2 separate regions of the Mus musculus genome follow, and region 2 is linked to region 1. Evidence: chromatin loops called from intact Hi-C (ENCODE). Cell type or tissue: heart. All regions are shown on one strand.

Region 1 (8,000 bases):
GGCTGAAGAAATGGCTGACTGGGTAAGAGTCTGGCTGCTTTTCCAGAGGATACAGGTGGATTTCCAGTCCCCACATGGCAACTCACAGTATTCTGTAACTCAAGTTCCAAGAGATCTGACACCATCTTCTGGCTTCCATGATCATCAGGCAAACACTTATAGACATAAATTAAAACCTTTTAAATAATAAAAAGTAATGAAAGGGGGGTGTGAGTGCAGCTCTTTTGTCAGTAACAGAACACCGAGAAGGACACCATTTATTTTATCTTTCCAACTGAACCTGAGAGATGATTTGTATCATTCCAGACATGTATGCACTGTTTGAAATTTAAAAATATCTCCAAAAAAATTTTCATTGACTCTTATTCTGGTATATAAATCTTTCTAAGCAGGGTGCTGTTTTTTAGCTATGATCCACAAACAGACATCACTGCTCAGTTTCTTTGACTTAGTCTGCTATCAGAGAGCCCTGAATATCTGATTTAGGATTTAGGAAGATCCTAAATTTTCTGGTGGAAAGAGTCACTTCAGTTTCCTTCAGAGAAAATGACTTGACTCTCAAAACTGTGCCTCTTCTCAGTTGGCCACAAACCTGTCTATCAGATGGGATTCTTTCCTGTGAGCATCCAAAACGTTGCTCCTTTAGGAAGGAAGGAGGGATAAATGGAGGGAGGGAAGAGGAAAGGGAGAGAGATGGGGAGGAAGGACCACAAAGAAGGAGGCATCTAGCCACAATGAGGAACTGCTCTGAGCCTAGCAGGGAACAACCCCAGCTGGATTTCTGAGTGTCCCAAAGAACAACAACAGGACCCTTGTAGCTTAATTAAAAACAGGCCAACTCTGCCAGGCCCTGCTGGGAGATCCTGACACTGCTAAAAATAAGATGCGGAAGTAGCTTGTTTCCTCCAAGGTTCAATCCCACTAAGTTTGGGAGAAATGATGCTAATAAAAGACATGATTTGCCCCAGAGACTGCCTGGGGCTGTGTCTCGTCTCTCTAGGCTCTCCAGCCCTAGACTGAAGCTCAGCAGTGGTCAGTGTTAGTTGTTCCTACTCTGGGGAAGGGAAGAGGAGCAGCTTTCCTCAAGGGTGGGCTTGTGAGACGGGCACCACTCGGACCAGGCGTCACAGAGGTGCACTACCTTGGTGCCAACTACAGTAGAAACTTGGCTTGGAAAAGAGTCCACTAATCCTATTGGCTAATTGATGCAAAGAACAAATCTAATCTGATCTAATTGCCATAACAAAGCCATCTGGAAAGGCGAGCCTTTTAAAGGAAGTCTCACCTTCCACACATCCATGTACCCAGTTTGCAGCTGCTGGCTATGCAGTCTTGGGAGGTGTCTTAGTCAGGGTTTCTATTCCTGCACAAACATCATGACCAAGAAGCAAGTTAGGGAGGAAAGGGTTTATTCAGCTTACACTTCCACATTGCTGTTCATCACCAAAGGAAGTCAGGACTGGAACTCAAGCAGGGCAGGAAGCAGGAGCTGATGCAGAAGCCATGGAGGGATGTTTCTTACTGGCTTGCTTGAGTTTCAGTCCTGACTTTGGTGATGAACAGCAATATGGAAGTGTAAGCTGAATAAACCCTTTCCTCCCCAACTTGCTTCTTGGTCATGATGTTTGTGCAGGAACAGAAACCCTGACTAAGACAAATTGGTACCAGCATAGTGGGGTATTCCTGTGACAGCCTGACCATGTTTTTGGGAGGACTGTGGAAGGACTTGGGAACATTAGGCTAGAAGATCCATTCGGTGTTAAGAGCTCTGTCGAATGTTGTGTAGGAGCTTGGAAGATAATGTTGAGTACAGTGCAGAAGATGGAGGCCTGGTTTGTGAAATTTCGGAGGGAAAATTAAAGACTCTTTTTCAGGGCTGTTGCTAATTTGATTGTGAAGATTCTGTGGTTCTGGTTAGCTGGGGCTGAAGAATCAGCTGTGATTAACAAGATACCAGAACTACTAAAGCAAACCCTTTGTATTACTAGGACTATTGATGCTGGTAAGCTGGAGCTAAGAAATTGGCGGTGATTAAGAAGAGATCAGCATCATTGAGGTGACATCTTCTGGGAAGTGTTTTCTGAGAGCACAGAGGCTGTGTTCCAGAGATAGCCAAGGTTGTATCTTGTGCTGTCGCTAGACTTGGTAATGTGTAAGAGTTACCCAGGTGGTACTGGTTTTAAAGACATGAAGGGGTCACGCAGAGCAGCTGAGGCTCAGCACTCTGAGAGGCCATGGAAGGCCATTGGTGAAGGTGCAGCCTCAGTTGCAATTGATGGCCCAGGACAGAAGGGATCATGCAGAGGAGTTGAGGCTTGGGACCATGAAGAGAACCTATGAGAGGCTGTTGGTGAAGCCTAGTTACAGTGGAAGACAGCAGCTTTTTGGAGATGCCAGTATCATGAGATGACCACCAAGAACAGCAGCAGCAGTGGAGTATAGGCATCTAGAGCCTAGAAAACAAGCTGTGTGCTACAAAGGACAGGGCTGGAGAAGTGACCCAAGCCCTTGGAGGAGCCCAGAAGATTGTGAGTTGGATCCCAGACATTGGACAGTTGGAGTTTAATTTTTGCTTTTGATTGTGACTGTGCCCTGATATTTTTCCCTCTTGAAGGAAGAAAATATTTTAGTGGAGCCCACAGTTAAGAAACTTTGAATTTTAAAAGATATTGGATTTTTAAAGGATTGAACTTTTAATATGTAAAGACTGTGGGACTTTTAAAGTTGTTTAGATCTTGGGGATGAATAAGAAACTAAGGGTTGAGGCTTACTAGTGATGTGTTTGTGTGTCAAGTTGACAAGGGGTCAATTGTACTGGCTAGTTTTGTGTCAATTTGACACACAGGCTGGAGTTATCACAGAGAAAGGAGCTTCAGTTGGGGAAATGCCTCCATGAGATCCAGCTGCAAGGCATTTTCTCAATTAGTGATCAAGTGGGGAGGTCCCCTTGTGGATGGTGCCATCCCTGGGCTGGTAGTCTTGGGTTCTATAAGAGAGCAGTCTGAGCAAGCCAGGGGAAGCAAGCCAGTAAGTAACATCCCTCCATGGCCTGCTTGAGTTCCAGTCCTGAATCCTTTGATGATCAACAGCAATGTGGAAAGTGTAAGCTGAATAAACCCTTTCCTCCCCAACTGCTTCTTGGTCATGATGTTTGTGCAGGAATAGAAACGCTGACTAAGACAGGAGGCTTCCGAAATTCTGTTCTTGGGCCTGGTGGTATGGAGAGGGAGCTGCTTGTAGGATGGTCCCATTTCTCCCAACCGTTTCTATTCCTTTATCCTGACAGCCCAGGTGCAGGGCTGCTCTCCCATCACGCCCCTGTGTTTGCTTCATCTTTCGAGCCTCAGCTCAGACAGAAGTGTTAATGGACTGACATCCGCGTATTGTTACTGGTGGTTGCCGTTGAAGTCCCAAGAAGGGGGATTTCATTTAGGCGCTGAGTTCTTAAAGCATCAATGGAATCACTGAAGAGAATGGAGGGAGAGCTTTCATAACAGCTATAAGTCATTGCTGGGGTACCTGTACCCATCCAAAAGGTAGACACGGAAGGTGGGTGCCGTGTGGTGTCACCCAGGTTCCTTTCTAGAGGGTGGGTGAGGTGTGTGAGGTTGAACCTGCCAACTGCTTTTCTTTCTAAGGCCTGGCCTTTCCCCCCATGTTTTGCTCCACAGTCGGCCCTGGGGGAAGCCTGCCCTAACTAACCCTCGTTACAAGGCCTTACACGACATCTTCTTACTGTACCACACAGTCTCCTATGCATCTGTGCACCTTCCACGGTGCTCTTGGGCTCATCCTCCCCTTTATTCCAGTGTCGTCCCTGAGGACAGAGGCAAGGGCAAGTCACAGTTTCTGGTGTATCCGACTCAAACAGAAAAGGTCTGGTGAGCAAGTGAGCTGGGAACTGGGGAGCGAATAATCCGAGAGGAGGGGTTTAGACGTCAAGGGGGCGTGTCTGTGGATGAGCTTCCAAATCTCACGTCCCTATATTTGTCTGCAGGATACATTCCCACAGAGCATTCACTCGTGTCAAAGGGGAGAGGCTACAGCTGTTGGTAGATTCAGAACCTTTAGAGGGGTTACACGGATGTTAAATTATATGTCAAGATACACATTTACACAGGGAAGAAACAAAACCTGTGAGGGCCAAGAGGGAACTTCATGCAGAGGGGCAGGGTAGAAGAAATCAGAGAGAAGGAATCTGAGAGAGGACAGCTGGGGTGGGGACAGTCACTCTGGAACAAGTTCTCTAAACTGGTGCTACGCAAGACCTTGCAGTAGCCAGTGACTGGATGAGTAGCCAGACGTGGCTTCCAGTCAAGGAAGGAGGTGTCTTGGCCAACCATAGTTTGAGGTTAAGTAGAATGAAGTGATTCTGAAGAGGTTGCAATGGACCCATTTGTTTGTGCAGAAGAAGAGGTATCACACGTTGAGATGACAGGAGGAGGGGCATCGGCAGCTTCCTGTGGGAGGGTCACGTTTCCATCTGTCCTCAGTACACGAGCAGGGCTTGGGGGTGGGCAGTTGAACACTCAGATGAGAAAGGAGGGAATGAAGCCACAGATCCAGGAAAGCCAAGTGTGTACATATTGAGCAAGCTGTGGGAGCTTGACAGAAGTCTCAGGAGAACATCTGTTTGCAAGACACTCCTGGGCCAGTCACAAACACAAGCCAGGAAGGAACCTTTCAGAGACAAAACAGACTCAGCAGAGAAACAGCTGGGTCAGAAAGAGATTGAAGAAAGACAGCTATAGTTTGCTTAAGTCTTCTGGCAAAAGGAAATCCCTCATTTGTCTATAAACACTCCTCAATTGACACCGCTACAAGTCCTGAGATAGACTGATGCTTGCCCTGGAAAGAGACTGTGCCAGGGTGAACTGCTGAGGTCCAGACACTGTTGCTATTGAGATTCCTCAGCTTATGAACTCATAAAACATAAAGTTGTTCTCAGTCCAGTGTTTGTTTGTGTGTGTATGTGTGTGTGTGCATGTGCACGTGTGTGTGTGTTGCCACTGGTCCCACCTTGCCTCAGTCTAGAGTTAGTAGGAAATCTTGGCACTCTCAGGGCCTCTGCTTTCCCACTTTTAGAAAGAGAACTACCTCTGTGTCCACCAGCTTAGCCTATAGCTAAGGAGGTTTGAGAGAACAGTCAACAGGGTCCAGGACTAATTATGACTCCATTCTTGACTGCAGAGACACTTTGGTGAGCATGTTTCAGGAAAGCTGGATGTGGCTGACAGCCATCACCTTAAACAGGGCCAAGATGCTGGCCTTGACTGTTCTCCAGTGACTCACTGTGGAGTAGCCCTGGAGTTCGGCAAGAGCTCTGTATATACGCTGAGGTTTTTCTTCCCAGTGCCAGCCTCCTGGAATAACAGCTCTGACACTCAAAATATGTTGACAAACACCTTGGTCATAGATTTTGGTTCCCCAGTAGGTCATAACTCAATATCCCAGTTATTCTAATCTACTTTCTACCTCCTGGCTAGTTACCTCTGCTAACCTCCCATCTCTGCCCTCCCCCATGGTCCCAAGCTCCTTCATCTCTGGCTCTGTCCCACAATTCCATCTCCTTACTGGATGTCCCACCTTACATTTCCTGGCTAAGCTTATAGGCCAATCAGCATTTTATTGACAGTGCTGCATCTATTTAGTATACAAGAGGTTTTCTCTACAATTCCCTCTTTTAGTCTCATAAAAGGATCTTTATCTTATTATAATAAACTATAAACAATAATAACAATTATGAAACAATTATGAAAACTATCAGGTAAGAATTACATTCATAAAATCAAATCCAGATGTATTTGGCAACTCTGTAGAAAGTATTCTATTATCTATCCTATCTTGGAGAGTTGAGATTTTGTATCTAAATCATTCTTATCATAACTGCATAGACCTTAAAACATTTATCTAAGTATTAAACAACTCAAACTTATATTTCAGACTTTAACTATCTAGTCTTCAACCCCTTTAGAGACTTGAGAAGGAATAAATATTACCTAAATATGCAAGAAGTATAGGCAAGCAGCTTCCAAAACTATAGAAATGACAGAGAGAGTTGGCTGCCTGGACAGTTCCCCCCAAGTTTCTCTATAATGTTAGAGTATTTTCAGCCTTCTGGCCCAGAATATCTGACAATCCTTTTTGTGAAGCAGGAATTATGAAAGACTGACTACCTTGTCTTTTCAAAGCTCAGCAGTTGACTTTCCTGGGTTTCATTTGTACAGTTTGGACAGCATTTTGTCTTCAGTTGAAGCAATGGGAGATTTTTGTCTAGTGGCAGTTTGTCATATTTGAAGCGAAGTCCATAAAGAGATTCTTTGATACTCATCATCTTCTTTGACGTCAAATGGGGGTGCTGCCAGGAACTGACATATCTCATTGTTCCCCCAAAAGCCTTAAATTAATAAAAACGTCTTTAGAAGCCAAATTCTGTAGGTCTCTGAGGTTTTTGAAGACCATCTATCTATGGTATATCTGAATAGGCAAATGTTGCTTGTTTCTAGCTATTTACTACCTGTTCAACTTTAGAAACATATTTTTGTAGTAGACTAACATCTAACAAGACCATAAGTTTGACTGATTAACTATTAACTTGCATCACATAATTATCCTAAATAGTTTGTAATAGCAGCTTATAAAAACTAGAATTAAACTTTGTACTTTTTAAATGTTCTAAATAGGTCCAATACCTTAGACAAGAGTTGAAACATAAGGTGCATAGTATGATGTAACAAAATAACCGCTACCACTGCCACATCCTGTCCTATACAAAAAGCCCTGAGACAGGCCCAGCTCCAGCAGAGCACAGCTACCTTCCCTCTACTCTAGCATTTGAAAGAGCTACGGTTGAGATGAACTGTGTTTCCATATCACTGCCCTTTGCTTCTGTCCCTAGGCGATCTACAAAATGGTTTCCTCTGTCATGAAAATGCCTGAAGATGAATCAACCCCAGAGAAAAGGACAGAAAAGATCTTCCGCCAGATGGATACCAATAGAGATGGTAAGAGGCTGAGGGCTTTGTGTGGGCCAGGCTGCTGGATGTCAGCCATGGGTGTGATCTGTGAGAGCCACCTGGGCACAAAGGAACAGAAGCATGTGGACTCTGGAGCTGGTCCCAGTCTCAGGGGAAAGCCTTATTTTCTAGGCCCTTCTATCCTCCCATGTTATCTCTACTCCTTCCTCAGAATAGCATGGCTCCTCTGAAGCAGAAATAAAAGGACCCAAGAAGCCATTGAGTCAGGATAGGCCTTCCCCAGAAGGCTGGATCCAGTGTGTAGTTGGAGTATGTCAAAAGGCTCAATGCTTCTTACCAACCCCAACAGCTTTCATCCCAACCTGCTTGAGAGGTCGTATGAGCATGCTCCAAGATGCTGAGTCCAAGTGAAACCCCCAAGTAGTGGGAAGCAAGTAGAGGGTTGGAGTGAGTGGTCAGCAGGTTACTATTGAGTAGAGGGTGCTGTCCCAAAGCAAAATGTAACTAGCAGATGTGCAAGCCAAGTGGAAAGGAAAGTTGTACTTCAAACAAAATAGACAAGTCTGGTATGGTGACTCAGGACAACCACAAGCTTGAGGGCAGCCTGGGCTACATAAGGAACCCTTATCTATGAAATAAGTAAATAAATAGGAGTTCTGCATGTCAGGCTGCCAAGTAGGATACAGGAGGCCCAAGCAATTGAGAAATAATGGCTTCTTTTTGGCATATCTATGTCTGCATGCAATATTTGGGACATATTTATGCTAAGGAGTTGCTTGTTATTCAGTTGAAATTCAAAGTTAATTTAGCATCCTTATTTTTCTTGCCGAATCTTGAAATGTTATCCAGAAATGGTACCCAAGTCTTCAGTGCTCAGTCAAGGCTGACCCATGCTGTCCAAGGCTTCACAGCTCTTTAAACAAACACGTATTTACTATTTATGGGCATGTCCTTGCATACCTGTGTGAATTTATTCGAACCACATATATGCACAACAGAGGTCACAGTTCCCTGAACTGGCTC
Region 2 (8,000 bases), 54 kb before region 1:
AGCCAGTACTCATACTGGAAGTTCACTGATTTGGGCACTTTCTCCATGTAGCCAAAGGAGCAAGTCATTGCTGGTTAAGATAGGCGCTGCCCCAGGAGCCTCGGTCACTCCCATCCAAAGGTCAGTTTGTATTGCCCCTAGGGCGAATAAGATCCCTGCCCGCTCCTCAGCATCTGTCTTTCCCAGAATAGTCAGCAGCATGGCCTCTGGCCAGTGCTTTCCCCCTTCCCAGCACAGGAGGCTCTGATCCCTGGCCACTGCTCTGCCGGGCTCCCAGCTGGCTCTTGTTTCCAGCTGCCTCTGAGCCCCTCGGCCAGGAGGTAATGCTGCAGGGTGATAATCATTGTAAAAATAAAACCCGTTGCTAGCCAGGCCAGCCAAGCTGCGTGGGAGGAGTGGAAAATTCAGGCTATGTGTTCTTGGCGTGACAGATTGTCAATAGCCGGGGTGTTCTGCATGGAGAGCTAGGATGAGCTGTTCTGTTTCAGGGCCCGGTCTGTGTGGTGTCACTCAACAGTCCTTGGGACATCTCCTCATAGCCACAGACTGGTTCTGCGATTGGCCGCCTTCTTGATTTGAAGCCACCCCTGGGAATCTGGTGTCACCTTGGGAACCTCTGCATCAGAAATCAGGTGTGGAATCAGCTCTCAGTTGAATTCCAAGGGAGAGCAACTGCTGGCCTAACTTCTACAGGAATGTGGCCCAGCTCACTCCCAATTTGCCCCATCAATGGTACACTTCTCTCACAGTTAGCATGTGTCATGTGGAATGGCTGTCACCCTGGAAATGCCATGTGAAATCCAGGTGCGGCTTATTTATTTATTTGGAGGGGGTGGGGTCTTCTTCGGGGATGTCTATGTAGGTTTAGAACTTTGGTTTCCTGAACCCTTGGTCGTGTGGTTGGATTGAGGCAAGAGAAGAAAGGGAAGCATCGCTTCTCTGCCCACAAGGCAGGCAAGTCTCCATTCGCGCACTTGAGAGCTTCCTTCAGTTCAGGTGAACATTTCCAGAAAGTAATATAGTGTCACGTCTCCCTTTTATTGCCAATGTCATCCCCTTCTATATGTCAAGAGATTTAGGGCAGTCTCTATCCCTCCTCCCAACCTATGCCCTCCTCTTACCTCCTCCCCCTCCTCCTCTCCCTCTCCTTTCTCCTCCTCTTCCATCTCCATTCCCTCTTTTTCCTTCTACTCTTCTCTCTCCCTTGGTACCCTTGTCTTTAAACACACTGAGGGCCACTCTGACTCGGGGCATGGGCTTCAGCGAGCATCTTTGTGAGAACTGCTCCCAGCCATTGGCATAGCAATACCATGTAAATCAGCTAGACGTGTTGCTGTAAACCTTTCTCATTACTAGTAGTATTCACTACTGTTTCATTTTATGAATGCTTCTTTGTCTTCCGAGAAGCATTTCAGATTAAGCAATGGTGTTGTTGAGGATGTGGGAGGTTACTGCCCGTGTGTTTGGCTGGCTGATTTGCAGATGGTTGCCATAAATACTATAAAACCAGATTCCTGTAAGTGTGCTGTAAATATTAACCTGTAGAGAAGGTTAGAGACAGAAATGGAGGTGTCGCTTCCCTGACATCTACTGGAGCCGATGGAATTGTACTTTCTAGTAAAAGAGCCCCGACATCTACATGGGACTCAACTCTTGGGTTCAGAGTTACATCGAACTCTCCCGATTGCATCTCTTGGATGTGTACATTCAAATTCCAAAATAACAATTGTGCACCCTGCATGTCAGCACTGTGCTGGACCCGGTTGCATGCAAACCACTTGTACTGTGGAGTGCACAGTCTCATGAAGGCCCATCCATCTGTAACCATGGAGGAAGTCTGCAAGCACTGGTGTAGCAGTTCAAGGCACGGCAGGCGCACGCACCAAGTGAGAGACAACTGAGAGAAACAGATGCTGTGGTGCAGGTGAGTCAGGACACCTGGTGCTTGGTGCAGGTGAGTCAGGACACCTGGTGCTTGGTGCAGGTGAGTCAGGACACCTGGTGCTTGGTGCAGGCCTGGGCTAAAGCTGGATCTTCCTGCTACTGAGTGGGCTAATGCCTTTCAAAGAGAGCGGAACGTCACAGAAAGGGTTCAGGGCCATAGCTGACATCTAGGACATGCTGCTCAGTGACATTCTGCCCTGATGCAGGTTCCTTGGGAGTTAGTGTCAGGGACAGGGTAGACTGAAGCACCAGAGGAGACTCAGTGAGGGTGAGGGGCTTAGGGGCCTAGCTAGCAAGTCTGCCCCTCTATGGTCAGGGCAGGAGTGAATGGTGAGAGGCTCAAATGCTTTGAAAGGCAAGTTGGACCAGATTGTAAAGTCACTGATAAGGTCGGATTGACCCTGAAAACAATGGTGAGTTAGCTGTGCCTGTGAGCAAAGAGAAGGTTTTGAAAAATCTGCTCTGGTCGCTTGGGAGAGTTGCTGGTTTGGAAATGAGGAAGGTATTAGAGAAGAGGTGCCCAGAGCACATGGCAGGCCTGCCGAGTCCCAGCTGTGCCAGCCTGTAAATAAAGGTGAGGCCAATCATCGTGACTAGAGAGAGGAAAAATGGTATAATAAAAGTTTTCTGGGGTGCGGTGCCACACGCCTTCAATCCCAGCACTCAGGAGTCAGAGGCAGGAGGAGTTCTGAGTTTGAGGCCAGCCTGGTCTACATAGCAAGTTCACAGCTATACTGAGACCCTGTCTTAAATAAAAGAGTAAGCCCTAAAAACATAAACATACAAGTAATATTCTACGGATTGAGCAAGAGATAGATAAATCGATAAATTGAATTTGAATTGGGAGCAGAAGTGGAAGGGAGAAAGGGGAAAGAGGAAAATGATATAATTATAATCTCAAAACAGAAAACGTGTATTTTAAAAAAATTAAACCTGGGCACCATTTAGAAGTGGAGTCATAGAGAAAGAAAACATGTGTAATAGCCTGACATAGGAAGTAACCCTGGGGATGCTGGGACTCAGTTTCATCAGGTGCGGGAGGAAGACAGCCTCTTCTTCCCAGTCGCCTCTGTGCTTCCTCGTCCTCTGGGAAAGGGAGCTGCAGGTGAGAAGGTGGCATGCCTCTCTTCAGCTCTGTGAGAGAGAGGTCAGGGCATGAACCAGAGTTACTTCCAGAGAGATTCTAAAAGTTAAGCCGTGACGACAAAGGGACCAGCAGCTTTGGAAAGGATTCTTACAGCTTACCTTGAGTGGTCAGTCCGTTCTTTTTGTAAAATGGAGACTGGCGTTTGACTTCGGAAAGTAGCTTTTCCTGTTGAAAAGGAAATGTTATCAGAGACGGCATGAATCATGGAAAAGAGGAAAAATGGTATAATAAAAGTGCTGTTTGATGAGAGCGTGTAGGCCATCGCAGGTAAACAGCAGGCGTGAGTGGGATGTGTAAATGTTGACATGGAACCAGCAGGAAACGAGATGGGAAAGGGGCACTGGCATTAATTGGAAAGAGGTTGTTCATGATCCGAAGGAAAAGACAGAAACTAAGAGTTGGGGCTGCCATTGCCTCTGACTGTGCTGATCTTTCCAGAAACTACCAGAGGCACATTTATTGGAAAGACAGCTGTGGACTGTAGGCTAATTTATTGTCGGGGTGAGTCAGCGCCAATCCTTTATTGCATGGGAGAGTTTCTAATGGGATAAATTTAATAATCCTGAAACAAAACACTCCATGTGTATTGAGCTAGATTCTGAATAGGAAATCTCCTTCAGTGTAGCCCATATTGGGTGCACATTGAAGAAGCATGCCACATACTGGGCACAAAGAAAGTTGCATCCTTGTTTTAGTTAATTCTGTAGCAATCCCATACACCGTATTAGCAGGCAAGCCAGTGTCTGTGTTCAGAAGAGATAACCCCATATATGTTGGCGCTATCTCAATAAATTAGGCCACAGAGATTAGCACAATCAAAGGCAGCAGTGGCTCTCTCTTTAAGTGTTTTTCTTATTCATGACTCTCCAGGGCTTTCCCAATTTCCTCCTCGGAGGTTTTACAATTCTAGGCTATATTTGCTCCTCACCGCCTCACAGTGGCGCTATTTACAGGACCCCAGTACAGTCCTGTGCTGCTGGGAACCACGCCTATCCTGCTCTGGAAGCAAGCAGGGCGGCCCCAGCTGGGCTGATTCCAGGCCTCTTATACATTTACCACCCAAGGGGCTATTTCCCACCAGGTCCCTTCCTTCAAACAGTGGACCAGACTTTCTATAAAATTCTCAAGATAACAGATCTTGAAACTGAGTTTTCCCAAGCCTGGTAGGTCCCAACTGTTAGAAACCTCCATACACATAGTGTGTTTGGAGATTGGTTTGTTTGTTTGTTTGTTTTGCTTTGCTTTTTCCCATCCTATTGGTGGTACCGTCTGAGCTCACACTATCATCTGACCTTAGAGAACCTGTCACCACCGTATATTTTCACTGGTGAAAGAAAATTTTACTTTATGTCCTGAGTCACCTGAGGATGTAGGATGCAGCTGGCAAGAGCTGTGGGAACAATGAAGGAAGGAGTGATTTGGACGGAAGGGAAGAGGCTGGTGGGGGATGGTAGAGCCAAGAGCCTAGAGAGATGCATCATGGGTAGTGTGCTTCATGAGAAAGTTCTCTGTGTTCCACATTGGGCATCAGGACCGATGGCTGCCAGGCCCATTGTTTTCCAAAGGCAGCTGTTCCGGGTGTAGCTAACAGGGCATAGCTGAGCAGGCCAAGCTGAGGGCTTGTCTATGCGATAAACATGATGCATAATTTATCATCCAAATTGGAATACTTTTAGAACAAAAGGAGTACTGTAAAAATAAAACCAGGGCACAGGTGTAGGCAGAAAGGAAACCAGGGGCTAGAATCGACTGAGCCAATAATTGTGAATAATAAATTATTCTGGTTACTAGGGAAGCTGGGGGAGGGAGCAAGCTATGCCACCCAATGCTTACATGATTGAAGAGAGAGGAGCCATACACAAGGCAATTGCCAGCAACCATTAGAGGTGAGGTTTAGCAAGTGCCAAACAAATGGTACTCACAGAGCATGGCAGAGCAGCCTGGGTGAAGACAACTTGACCGTTGTATCAGGGCACTGACCTGTGCTTCCATAAGGCACTTAGTCTACTCACTTGGGTTGCTTTGTTGATTGACTGGTTGATAACTCAGCCATTGAGTGAACCATATGCTCTGTTCAAACTACTGTACCATGGTGGTAAGAACTCTCTCTGCTGAGAGCAACATGCCAGGGTTCAGACAGCTGCTCAGCCTCCCACTTTGAGTCCTGGAAGGAACTCTTTCTATACCAGCATTGGCCTCCTGAGTACTAGACAAACAGGCCTGCTTCCTCCCTCTCATTTCTGCTAATACCATAGTCTTTGACCTCTTAGCTTCTGGGACTATAGGGAATGGATTTGTTGTTGATAAACTGCCAAGTTTATGAGTTTTGTTTTGTTTTGGGTATATCTGCATAAACGGACCAAAATAATTCCTATAGGACTGCCTGGTGCTATTGTAAATGCAGAAATTAAACAAGATACTGTCAACAGACGTTCAGTGGTTCCTGGCATAGAAGGGGCGAGAGATCTTAGCTGTGGTTCCTATTCTAGGGATCATACTAGAAGCACAAAAGAGGACCAAGGAGAGGACCGTGCCAAGGAGAATCCAGAAAGGACATTGGGTAATAGCACTCCGTGTGTTGTAACTAACCTCACAAAAGAAAGACTTTATGTTACTGTTGGTGGTTAGGGTGTTTAGGGCATTGTCTGGATTCCTCTCTACCCATACCATACTGTCAACTGAAAAGAGGGGATGGCCTTACTGTCTTAACTACTACATGGAATATCATCTCACAGAGTGAAGGACAGAGGGAATGGTTTCCAGGATTGGTTAAGTTGTGCTTCTTACTATTTCCTATGTCCAATTTGGTCACATATGTTATATGATATGTGGCTAGCCCAAATTAGATTGTATCATAAAATATATACTAAGTTGCAAATATTTATCAATTTTATCAAGATTCTCATAATGATTTTTCTAAGCAGCGCCATGTTGAAATAATAACGCTGTTAGATACACTTTGGTTAAATAAAATATACTCTTAAAATGAATCCCAATTATTTTTTAAAAAATTTAGTGTGAGTGGACTATTAATGAGAATCCTAGCTCTTCTCCGCAGCTCACACTGTAATTATGCACCTGAATACTGTCTCCTGCCCACTGGAGGCTGTGTCTGACCAATCCAGGGCTCCTCACCTCAGCTCCCTCTTCCCACCACAAAACCCACCAGGGCTACAACCTCAGCTGTCACTTCACTTACTTAAAATACAGTTTAAACTCTCAATTACCAGGTGTGGTAGCTCACGCCTTTAATCCCTGTACTCTAGAGCAGAGGCAGGTGAATCTCTGAGTTCAGGCTCTATGGAGAGAGAGGCCCTGTTTCAAAAAAAATAAAATAAAAAGCAAAGAGAATTCTGGATCTGAGGATGACCAAGCACAACTCCGAAGGACAGGTGACACAAAGCTCTGCTAGGGTTTCATGTCACCTGCGGACTCTGGAGGGGTCACTTGCTGTGACTTCTGATAGATTGAAGCTTTTTTCTGGCTTGCTAGACTGAAAACCACTCTCACCTTCAGACACTCTGTGCCACTAACCTGTTACAGCTTCATTTATAGGGGGGAAAAAAAAGATCAACAGTGAATGTCTAGATTCTAACTAAGGTCATCCATTTCTGTCTTCCTTCTGCCTAGTTCTACATCATCAACATTGTTGGTTCTCCATCTTAGAGGTAACACTCTCTCCATGGCTACAACCGCCAGAATATTTTAGTTATTTTTGTAATCATTAGGAATAAATAAGCACATTTAAAATTGTGCTCTTCCCATTTACTTCTCACTAAAGCTGGCAGTTGTATTATTTTATGGATGAAATATATGTATATATAATACAAATATACAGCACATATTATATTGTGTATATGATATATTATATATCAATATATTATGCATAATATATTATATTTACACTATATATAATTATATGTAATTATATAATATATACATATTATATATTTTGTATTATTAGCAAGAATCATTTTAAAGATCAAGAAAATGAATACGTTTTCAAAGCTACTTAAGAAAACCTGCTTACAGTGGTACAGTGTGGTCAGGCAGACACTTCTCTTTACACTCAGGATAGAGATGAGTAAGTGCTCAGATATAGTCTGTCCTCCACCACAGGCCCTTGTTTGGAGAAGATTACCTCTTTGCCAGAAATCCCTGGTGAATTTATAGCTCCAATTCAGAAATAAATAATATTCATGGTCATAAATTATTGCATGAAGGATGCCACAGGATTGTTGCGTCTCTGACTGATGCAAAGCTCTCAAGGCCCGTGGGACTGTGCATCCTCCCCAACGCAAGGCTCCCTGTCTTCCTGAATAAATAAAACTAGTCATGATCCCCACAGTCTAGATTAAGCCAGCTCTCAGGGCTGTTCTCTGCCAGGGCTTGGGAAGAGCCTGGTTTCCATTGGCTTTGATGTCACAGGGAGGAGTTCTGCCCCAGTTCTGTCAGGTGGATTCTGGGAAGCCTGAGAGAATTCTGAGTTTTCTTCTATAGAGTGGGTTCCTCCCTCCTTCATCTCATACACATAGCATGAGAATTTTCTGTGTGAAATGGTGCCTCTCACACTCATAGCATTCATTATTTTGTCACCCCAAACTGAGCCTCTGTGCCCATAAAGTATGGAGACCCCACTCAATCCCGGTCTCCAGGCGCTCGGTGAACCCTCTTACTCTGTAAGAACTAGTCCACTGTAGGTGCTGCAGGTGAATGTGGCCATGCAATATTGAACCTCTTGGCTCCTGTTAAGCAGTGGGATGCTGTCAGGGTCTCTCTATGTTGAAGTGTGAATCACACGTTTATTCGTTTTAGGATATAGTATGTCATTGTGTATCTAAGCCACCTTTTTTCGGTGCACTTCCTGTTGACTATGGGGATGTTCCCATCTTTTGGCTATGCATAATTT

The links. Hi-C counts contacts between places; a loop is a spot of excess contacts. Peaks named below come from ENCODE experiments on the same cell type or tissue, not always from the same donor. Only the 100,000 strongest peaks of a DNase experiment are listed, where the experiment ranks them.
Region 2: it touches region 1 in a loop (2.0-fold over the local background); 2 of 42 quality-filtered maps call a loop at or near these places.

What each region holds. Positions count from the first base shown.
Region 1 is chr15:37,371,120-37,379,119 of GRCm38, reverse strand. Ncald (neurocalcin delta) reads left to right here. Exons shown (of 4, transcript NM_001170868.1): 3 at 6,899-7,004. Among named protein-coding and RNA genes, the nearest start is that of 4930447A16Rik, 50 kb to the left of the region's middle. In heart, no CTCF peak of the experiment used is centred here; DNase peaks (open chromatin) are centred at 3,929 and 4,429.
Region 2 is chr15:37,425,046-37,433,045 of GRCm38, reverse strand. The region is part of intron 1 of Ncald (neurocalcin delta); the gene reads left to right. It overlaps 4930447A16Rik (RIKEN cDNA 4930447A16 gene), which reads right to left and starts at 7,492. Exons shown (of 4, transcript NM_029113.1): 1 at 7,233-7,492; 2 at 3,190-3,256. The coding sequence starts at 7,428. It overlaps Gm15941 (predicted gene 15941), which reads left to right and starts at 382. Exons shown (of 3, transcript NR_045283.1): 1 at 382-632; 2 at 5,581-5,651. In heart, a CTCF peak has its summit at 3,763; a DNase peak (open chromatin) is centred at 345; H3K27ac peaks cover 501 bases.